Linked DNA regions of Homo sapiens: region 1 is linked to region 2. A link is a contact called in ENCODE Hi-C or POLR2A ChIA-PET data. All regions are on one chromosome and are shown on one strand. The core of a region is the stretch at or near the end of the contact, and the rest is flanking DNA. Distances in the headings are between cores, read along the strand shown. Region 1 overlaps RAD51B (RAD51 paralog B). Region 2 has its middle 87 kb from the start of RAD51B-AS1.

The links. Hi-C counts contacts between places; a loop is a spot of excess contacts on that map. ChIA-PET counts read pairs that join two places held with the same protein, here RNA polymerase II (POLR2A). Pooled maps may share reads with other maps.
Region 1: a loop to region 2 is called in a pooled map, with 2.4 times the contacts of the local background. The contact joins two enhancer-like sites. A Hi-C loop is called at or near these places in 1 of 168 maps with a recorded cell type or tissue (PC-3) and 1 of 50 pooled maps. POLR2A ChIA-PET finds 5 or more read pairs at or near these places in 3 of 52 experiments (B cell, H1 and WTC11).

Annotation. Positions count from the first base shown.
Region 1 is chr14:68,474,501-68,478,103 of GRCh38, forward strand. It overlaps RAD51B (RAD51 paralog B), which reads left to right. Exons shown (of 11, transcript NM_133510.4): 11 at 3,148-3,593. The coding sequence ends at 3,164. Among named protein-coding and RNA genes, the nearest start is that of RAD51B-AS1, 210 kb to the right of the region's middle. RefSeq lists enhancers at 1,644-2,843, 1,840-2,059. Within about 2 kb of position 2,156, at least 22 of the 41 ENCODE cell types and tissues checked have a DNase peak (open chromatin) inside an H3K27ac peak, as active enhancers do; they include PC-3, where a contact is called at or near this core.
Region 2 is chr14:68,596,267-68,600,236 of GRCh38, forward strand. It overlaps a transcript of RAD51B not described here. Among named protein-coding and RNA genes, the nearest start is that of RAD51B-AS1, 87 kb to the right of the region's middle. Within about 2 kb of position 2,610, at least 33 of the 41 ENCODE cell types and tissues checked have a DNase peak (open chromatin) inside an H3K27ac peak, as active enhancers do; they include PC-3, where a contact is called at or near this core.

The sequences.
Region 1 (3,603 bases), core at 906-3,405, 120 kb before region 2:
TAATCTCATCCATCACCCTGATTCTCACTTGAGGAAACTGAGTTCCAGAAAGGTAAAGTAATGTTCACTGCCTCAAAATTGGGTTTGTAGCCATTTCTAAGCCCTCAGCCTGGGCTCCTAAGATTTTAGAAAATCCGAAGTGGGTTTGGGCCCTCTCATCTTCCATCAGGGAAGCCCCTGTGACAACTTACCTCTCAGGCTTCATGAGCCTCTGTTGAGATACTTCAGGCCTGTCCTGAAATTTGAATCTGGAAATTCTAAGCTAAAATGGATTGGTCATACTGATACAATAATCCTTCAACGAAGTCCCTGAGTGCAGTTAGATTATAAGTTTGGCCAGGTGTAACTATAACCTAAACTAACAGTGGTATACATGATAGAGATGTACTGCTTCCTCCTGTAGTGCCGAGGAGGAATGCAGTCCAGAGCTGGTTTGGCAGCTTAGCTCTACATGTCTATCGAAGAGCCCAGGCCATTGACTTTTTGCTCTGTCACACCTAGGATGTTGCCGTTACCATGGTCCAGAATGGTTCAGCATCATGCCCTCCATCCCAGTAGCAGGATGTGCATGAGATAGAGAATGGTGGTGGGAGAGAAAGCATCCCCCATCCCTTAAGGACATTAACCAGAAGTTATACACATTATTTCTGTTTATATGATGTTGGCCAGTCTGTAAATATATGATCAGAAAGGCTAAAAATATAGTCATTAATCTGGGTGGCCATATACCCAGCTAAATTTCGGGATTTCTGTTATCATGAGAAAAGAAAATGAATATTCGGTGACACAGCCCTTTCTGAAGAGCCCAGTTGCAGAGATTAGGTGCAATAGTACAGACGTAAGGGCTGGGCTTGTTGCATAATAGAGTTATACTCTTAAAATGCAGCATAAATATTGTATGTATTGAAAAGTGCCATCAGGACCCTCTTTGGTTCCAGACTCTAAAGTAGAAGAGAAAGGGTATCACTTCACCAAGGATCAGCACCCAAAAATCTTGTTCTGCCCACCCAAAACAGAATCTCCTTCAGGAAGGAACTTTAGTATGTGTTTTGCTTTTATGCAGTATCCAGGAAAGAAACTTCAATGAGAGCTACTATTGCTTATAGCACAAGGCAGGGCATGAACTTGGGTCCAAAGTCATAGACCAAACACTTTTTTTTTTCCAAAATGTTTTTTCCTACCTCCACTTTTAAAAAAAAAATGAAACAAAATATCAGTTGAAATAACATTATTGAGAAAAACTTTATTCCAAGGCCTGGACTATAGTTAGACTGGATTTACATTTCTCTTTTAGAACCTGGAAGCCACTTGGCTATCTTTGCAGAGTTAACAATTTGCATTTGCAAAAATGGCCAGGTAACAGTACCAAAATATGTTAAATCAATTCAGGTTGTTGATTTTCTTTGAAAGTCTCTTCCAAAGAACTTCATGTTCTTTCTGGAATATGATTTAAGCTGCATTTCAGTGAGTTCAGTTCAGCAAATATTTGTTGAGCATCTATTGTTCACAAAGCATGGTGCTCAGGGGTCAAGAGATATAAGGCTGAAAAAAAAAAAAAAAAGGTCCCTTCCTTTTAGTAGCCCAGAATCTAGTTAGGAGAGATGTAGTTAAATAAGTTTAATCAAAAGCCAACTGTGATACCTATTACCAAGGTTCAAACAGTGGAATATAGAAGGATAAAGGGAATAGACTTATTCCAAGTAGGATGACTGAGGTAGGTTCTTGAGAGTACGTGGGACTTGGACTGGATTTCAGCTTGTGAATACTGACAAAAACCGCATTCCATTGTCTCTTGACAGAAGCCAATTTCTTTTGCTATTTGAGGATAGATTCAGGGACACTGGGGAATGCTGATTAGTTCCATCACTAATGCTGATTAGTAGTGAATGTTGAGTCATGCTGACTAATGTGTTCTAAATGGATTGACTCAACAATAAAGGCAACGTTGAGAGTCAAGAGTTCAGATCCTGAATTTCACCGATGAAGTGTAAATCATTTCGCCACTTAGTGCTTAATTTTTTTGTCAATTAAAATGTGCTCGTGGGTGAGAATCCAGTAAGTCATCTTGACCCATGAGGGCTTTACAAACTTCAAGGATAACAGACAGCTTAACAGCAACTACCAGGACAGGCTTATGCAACCTCAGGTTATTCATAGCTCACACAGAGTCAGAACACCCATCACATGCTGCTCGCCAGCCATGCGAAACTTCTGTTTCCTCACACATGCCATGAGAACTGACAAACAGTGCACTGAACTCACAAAACCCGACAAATAGAGGAGCTTTTGAAAAATCTTCCTATCTACCTACTGGGGTGTCTGTGTCTTTCTACAACAAATGTCGCCACAGAACTAAGGGCTTGCATTGCAGACACAGCTCTTTCTCTCTTTTGACATCTCCCCAGCTAGACTGCTTGAGAACCTGGCCTTCCATGTCCAGATGTTTACTGAATTCTGAAGCCCTCCCAGAGAGCCCAGGTTCTTTTGTTGCTCTCCAAATCATTTCCCACAGAGGCTGACCAGTGTCCTGAAGGAGCCCTTCAATAGGGAGGATAAATGAAGGCAGATGAAGACATGACCCCCTGAGGCTTGCCCACATCCACTGGAACAAAGGGTGTGAGGCACAACCTTGTAAGGAGTGTTTTGGTCAGCCGCGTCCCTATGCGAGGCCAAGTCTCCCCCACAGGGCTGCTTTCAATGGCTACCATCATAGTGGAAGTATTGGGCATTTGTTAAGGACTGTGGTGTGCTAGATATAGCACAAAACATCTAAATCATGGTCCCCTGCCTTTGTGAGGGCTTCCTGGCTACAGATGGCAGCTGGCTTTCTCAGGGGAAACTTGGGGGTCATAGAGAAAGCTGAAGAGGGGTGCTTGCTTCTGTGGATGACCTCTTCCCACCCAGTGCAGCGACACTCCCCTTTTGTCTATAGCTATCCTTAGTCAAGCCAGGGCTGCGGGACCCTAACCCACACTTCCGCTGTGTTTCTGGATCTCTGGTTTGCAAGGCCAGTGGCTCTGTGGGCAATACGTATGAAAGAGGACTGCTGTTGGAGGAAAGTTCCATTTAGGTTGCTGGTGGGAAGTTAGTGCATTTCATAACAATTTTTTTTTTTCAAACTTTCTCTTTTTTTTTTTTTTCCTTTAGGCCAAGAGAAGCCATAGGGATACTGTGACCTTTGTCTAGAGTTGATGGGGGTGTGATTTGTGAAATAAAACAGGACCGTACTGCTTGGAAGAAGGAAACGGAAGCTGACATAATGGGGATTAATTAGTTGATTGCTGTTGAGATGGTAACAGATTTGCTCCTAAACCATTGAGCTAGCGATTTCAGACCTAGCAGGGAAGGTGAAGATGAAGAAGCCTTTGTTCAGGTCTCTAGATGTGTAGGGCTGAGGGCTTTGCCGCCATGGGATGTCAACAGCCATAATAATAATTTGCACTTATATAGCACCTTTCAACCAGGCACCTCAAAGCGGTTTAACCACATTAATTAATTAAAGCCCACAATCCTCCTGGGGAGAGGAGGAGGATGACTAACAAGATTTGTAATTACAGGAGGGAACATTTCCGAATAAAGTATTGTCTACCAGATAAAAAGAGT
Region 2 (3,970 bases), core at 1,360-3,859:
TTTTTTTCTAATCAGTAATGAGCATCTCCAAGGGGGTCCTAGAAGGGTTCCAGGGGTTCATGGAGGACAATTATAAACCTTGACAGCTGCTCGGTGGGTTTTCAACCATGGGGGTGATTCATCCCTTCTCGTAAGCCTTTTCATAGCACCCTACGCTCAGAGTTTTGAAAATGTGACAAAAAAGAAAGGGGCTGGGGAGAACAATGGCCCTTCTCCTTTTATGGAAGGATGATGAAGGGAATTGGGAAGAGCAAAACTAAGGGACTAAGACAATTCAGCTTTTTTTTGTCTGGCTCATAGGACCGTGTTCCCCATAGAGTAATGCCCAATGAGTGGACGAAGGGAGTAATAAATGAGTTCATAGAAGGAAACAGCTGGGCTGCTGTAAAAGCTCCTGCAAAACAGATAGGCCTGGCACACGCCATTTCTGTCACAGGTTTTAAAGAACCTATCTAGCTTTCAGCTACTCCTCATCACCATCTCCTACAGAAGCAGAGTCAAGATCATGTCTCTTCCCATCGTAAGGAAACAGCACTGCGAATGTTCCAGCTGTCCTGAAGTCACTAATCCCGTCAGGGGCAGACATTGGCAACACACCCAGAAGGTGGTGGGGAGTGCAGCTGTCCTCCTGGCCGACTGTTCCAGCCGGTCACCTCTGCTGCTCCAAGGGTGCCACGTTACCTAATTCTGGTTCACGGTGAGATGGCGGCTTTTCTCGGCCAGCTTGTCCTTAGAAAATTCGTTCCCTTGTTGTATTGGAAAATTCCTCTTGTGCCTGTCATTGCACACATCAGGAGACCAAGGTTTCCATTTTCTCAGAAGAAATTAGCCAGCTACTGTCATTGACATGAAGCCTGTTCCTGGAATTTTTTACTCCTCCTCTTAAAGGCATATTCTGGAAGAGGCAATCTGAGAATGGGGCCCGTGCTCTCCTACAGCAGAGAAATAAACTGAGGCTAGGCCAGGAGCTGTGCACCGTCTGGGGGAACCATACCCAGTGGGGAGTGGCCAGATCAGTCCCAACACTGAAATTGTTTACTGTCATCCACTCCTGGTTGTTAGGGGACATTGAGGATGACAGGATAGAGAGTAGGGAAGGAAGGACCAGCCAAGGAACATTTTCCCTATAAAATGAGACTCCCACCCTACTCCTGCCCTTGTTAAGACTTCATACACTATGGAATACTATGCAGCCATAAAAAGAACAAGATCGTGTCTCTTGTAGGAACATGGTTGGAGCTGGAGGCCATTATCCTTAAGAAACTAATGCAAGAACAGAAAACCAAATACCACATGTTCTTACTTGTAAGTGGGAGTTAAATGGTAAGAACTTATGAACACAAAGAAGGAAACATCAAACACTAGGGTCTACTCATGGGTGGAGGGAGAAGAGGAGGGAGAGGAGCAGAAAAGATAACTATTGGGTACTGGGCTTAATACCTGGGTGATGAAATACTCTGTTCAGCAAACCCCTGTAACACAAGTTTACCTATGTAACAAACCTTCACATGTACCCTCCAAACCTAAAATACAAGTTAAAAAAAAAAAAAAGGACACAGATGTAAATTGACCCTGATGGAGAGAACTCTACTCTATCCTTGCCAGGTCACAAGAAGGTGAGATATTTACTTTTCAAATGATTGATGCTGAAATGGAAAGGACTGTATCTCGGGGGCACAAACCCAACAGAGTAAATGAAGATCCTACTGCTTCAGCTCCTGGGATTTGTTAAAGTGGGGACCAGCTTAGAAAAATAGACGGCCGTCCTAGAGACCCATGGCAGTCTCGGTCTGATTTTAAATCTAAATTCTCAAGTACAAGTAGCTTCCCAAGAAGAGAAAGCTACTTCTACATAAAGAGGTGGTATCAGTAGGAACTCCTTAAGCCTTACCTTTTTATTATTGATGATGATGAAGTGAAGCTTCCTGTTGATATCATTGTCAGACCAAGCACAGCACACCAACTCAAACCTCATTCATTCATTCATTCATTCATGTGTCCTTTTAACAGACGTCTACTAGACACCTTGTGTGTCCATGAACCAAATACCATGCTTAAGACCAAGGATTCAGAAATGTGTTAGCTGTCATTCCCCCTCCAGGAACTCTCAGCCAGGAGGAGATGTACTCAGGGAAAAGGAGAAATCACAGTATAACCATTGTAAAATCCTTTCTGATAAAATCGCAGAGTGTCTAATACTCCTGTTCCACATACATAAAAAGAAACTAAAGTGTAGAGAAGGGAGGAAAGTCCCGAATTTAGTGTGTAGCAGATCCAGGAGTAAAACAAGCATTCCTCGGTCTGGGGTAAATCCCACCGGGACTGTGTTGAGACCCAAATTCCTCTGAGTCCACGGGCCCCTTCAAGTCAGATGAAATTCCAAACAAGCCAGAGCCTAGCTGAACAGTTCCACGGTGCCGGGCTCCAGTGTGTTCTGGAAGGTTCTCGTGGGCTGTGCCTCCAGAAGACGGAGGCGGGGAGGAGCCCCACAGGCCCAGGGCAGTGTCAGGTTCCCCCTTTTCTGTCAGCAGGCATGGAAGAGCCTTTAAGAAAATGGAGTATTATTATTATTTGTTTGTTTTTACAGTGACTCAGTCTGTAGTAACTGGGTTAAAGTCCGCTTTGAGAAAAGGAGAACAAAAGACCTCCTGTTAGTGCTGGAAGTTTGCCTCTTAAGATATCACTGAGAGGAACTGGGAAGAAAAAAAATCCCCAGCAGGGCAGAGGAAGCTGCAGGCCTTCAGGAACACAGCAGCACTTTGGAAAGGAAAACACGGCCGACTTTCATCTCCTGCGCCGTATCTGAGCTGGCCGCTCCCTTTGCCGCTGCTTTATGGCCCACTGCGGTGCTGACCGTCGGACATCGGCCAGTACCCTATTCCCACACTCTTTGAACACAGGGGGCTGCCAGGAGTGGTGGTAGTGTGGGCATATCTCCATAGCCAACCAACCCCAGGCTGAGGAGGAGGGAAAGGATGTTGCCATACGAAACATACTACGTGCTGGACGTTATTCTAACATTACATATCATAACTCATTTCGTAAACACCAAGGAGGCTAGCATCCTCCTTCTCCAGCCACAGCAGAAGTTGCGCAAGGTGGAAATCTGGCCCTGCCCTGTTTAGGAAACTCATTGCAAGTAGAGGAACCGTGGGGTGAGTAGGCTCCCAAATGGGTAGGACCAGATTGCTAGGTGGTCTCTTCCAGGTTGCAGACTCAGGCCATCTGACTCTAAGACCTAAGAACTTAATCCTACTCTCTTCAAATGAAAACAGAAAGTCAGAGGAAGACAAGAAAGTTTTTCTTCTCACGACCTCCCATCAGATCCGCCCCATCTACATTAAACTTGTACCCGTGTCCTTCATCAATCAGCTCAGTGGAAATGTTATTCTCACCCTTGGCCACCCAGATCAGGAAATCGGTCTGGACCATGAGTGACATGCTGGTGTTGGCCTTCTTCACCATAACTATAAGAAGCTGGAATGTTCCCCTCCAAGGCTATGAAAGAAGGATGGAGACAAGAAGGAAAAGACAGAAATTCTGTGAAAGTCTCAGGTCCTTCCTCCTTTCGGAACCACTTCACATAATCCTCTTCCTCCCCAGGGGCTCCCGAAAGATTAGGCTTCACTTGCAGGTCCCAGGCCCTGGTCCTGCAGAGTGGTTGGGCCTTTGGGGTCTCTCAGAGAGCCTAATCATTCTGTTTTCTGAACAAGTCATAGTTTTGCTGACTTCTGACCAAACCCCCATCGAAACCCAAGAGTGGAAGTGTGATTGTGGTCATCTATACCCTGTCCCCCTACAGGACTCCCTGTCCCACGGGATGCAGCAGGCAGGTGTGGGAAAGCCTACCTGATGGCCGAGATCATTAAGCAGCGGCCCTCTGATTTTCTGTACAGCTACTCAGTGACTTGGAAGGGATTCTTTGCACTAACAAGCAGTGCCTCCACAAACAATGAGTTGAGGGGAAAGA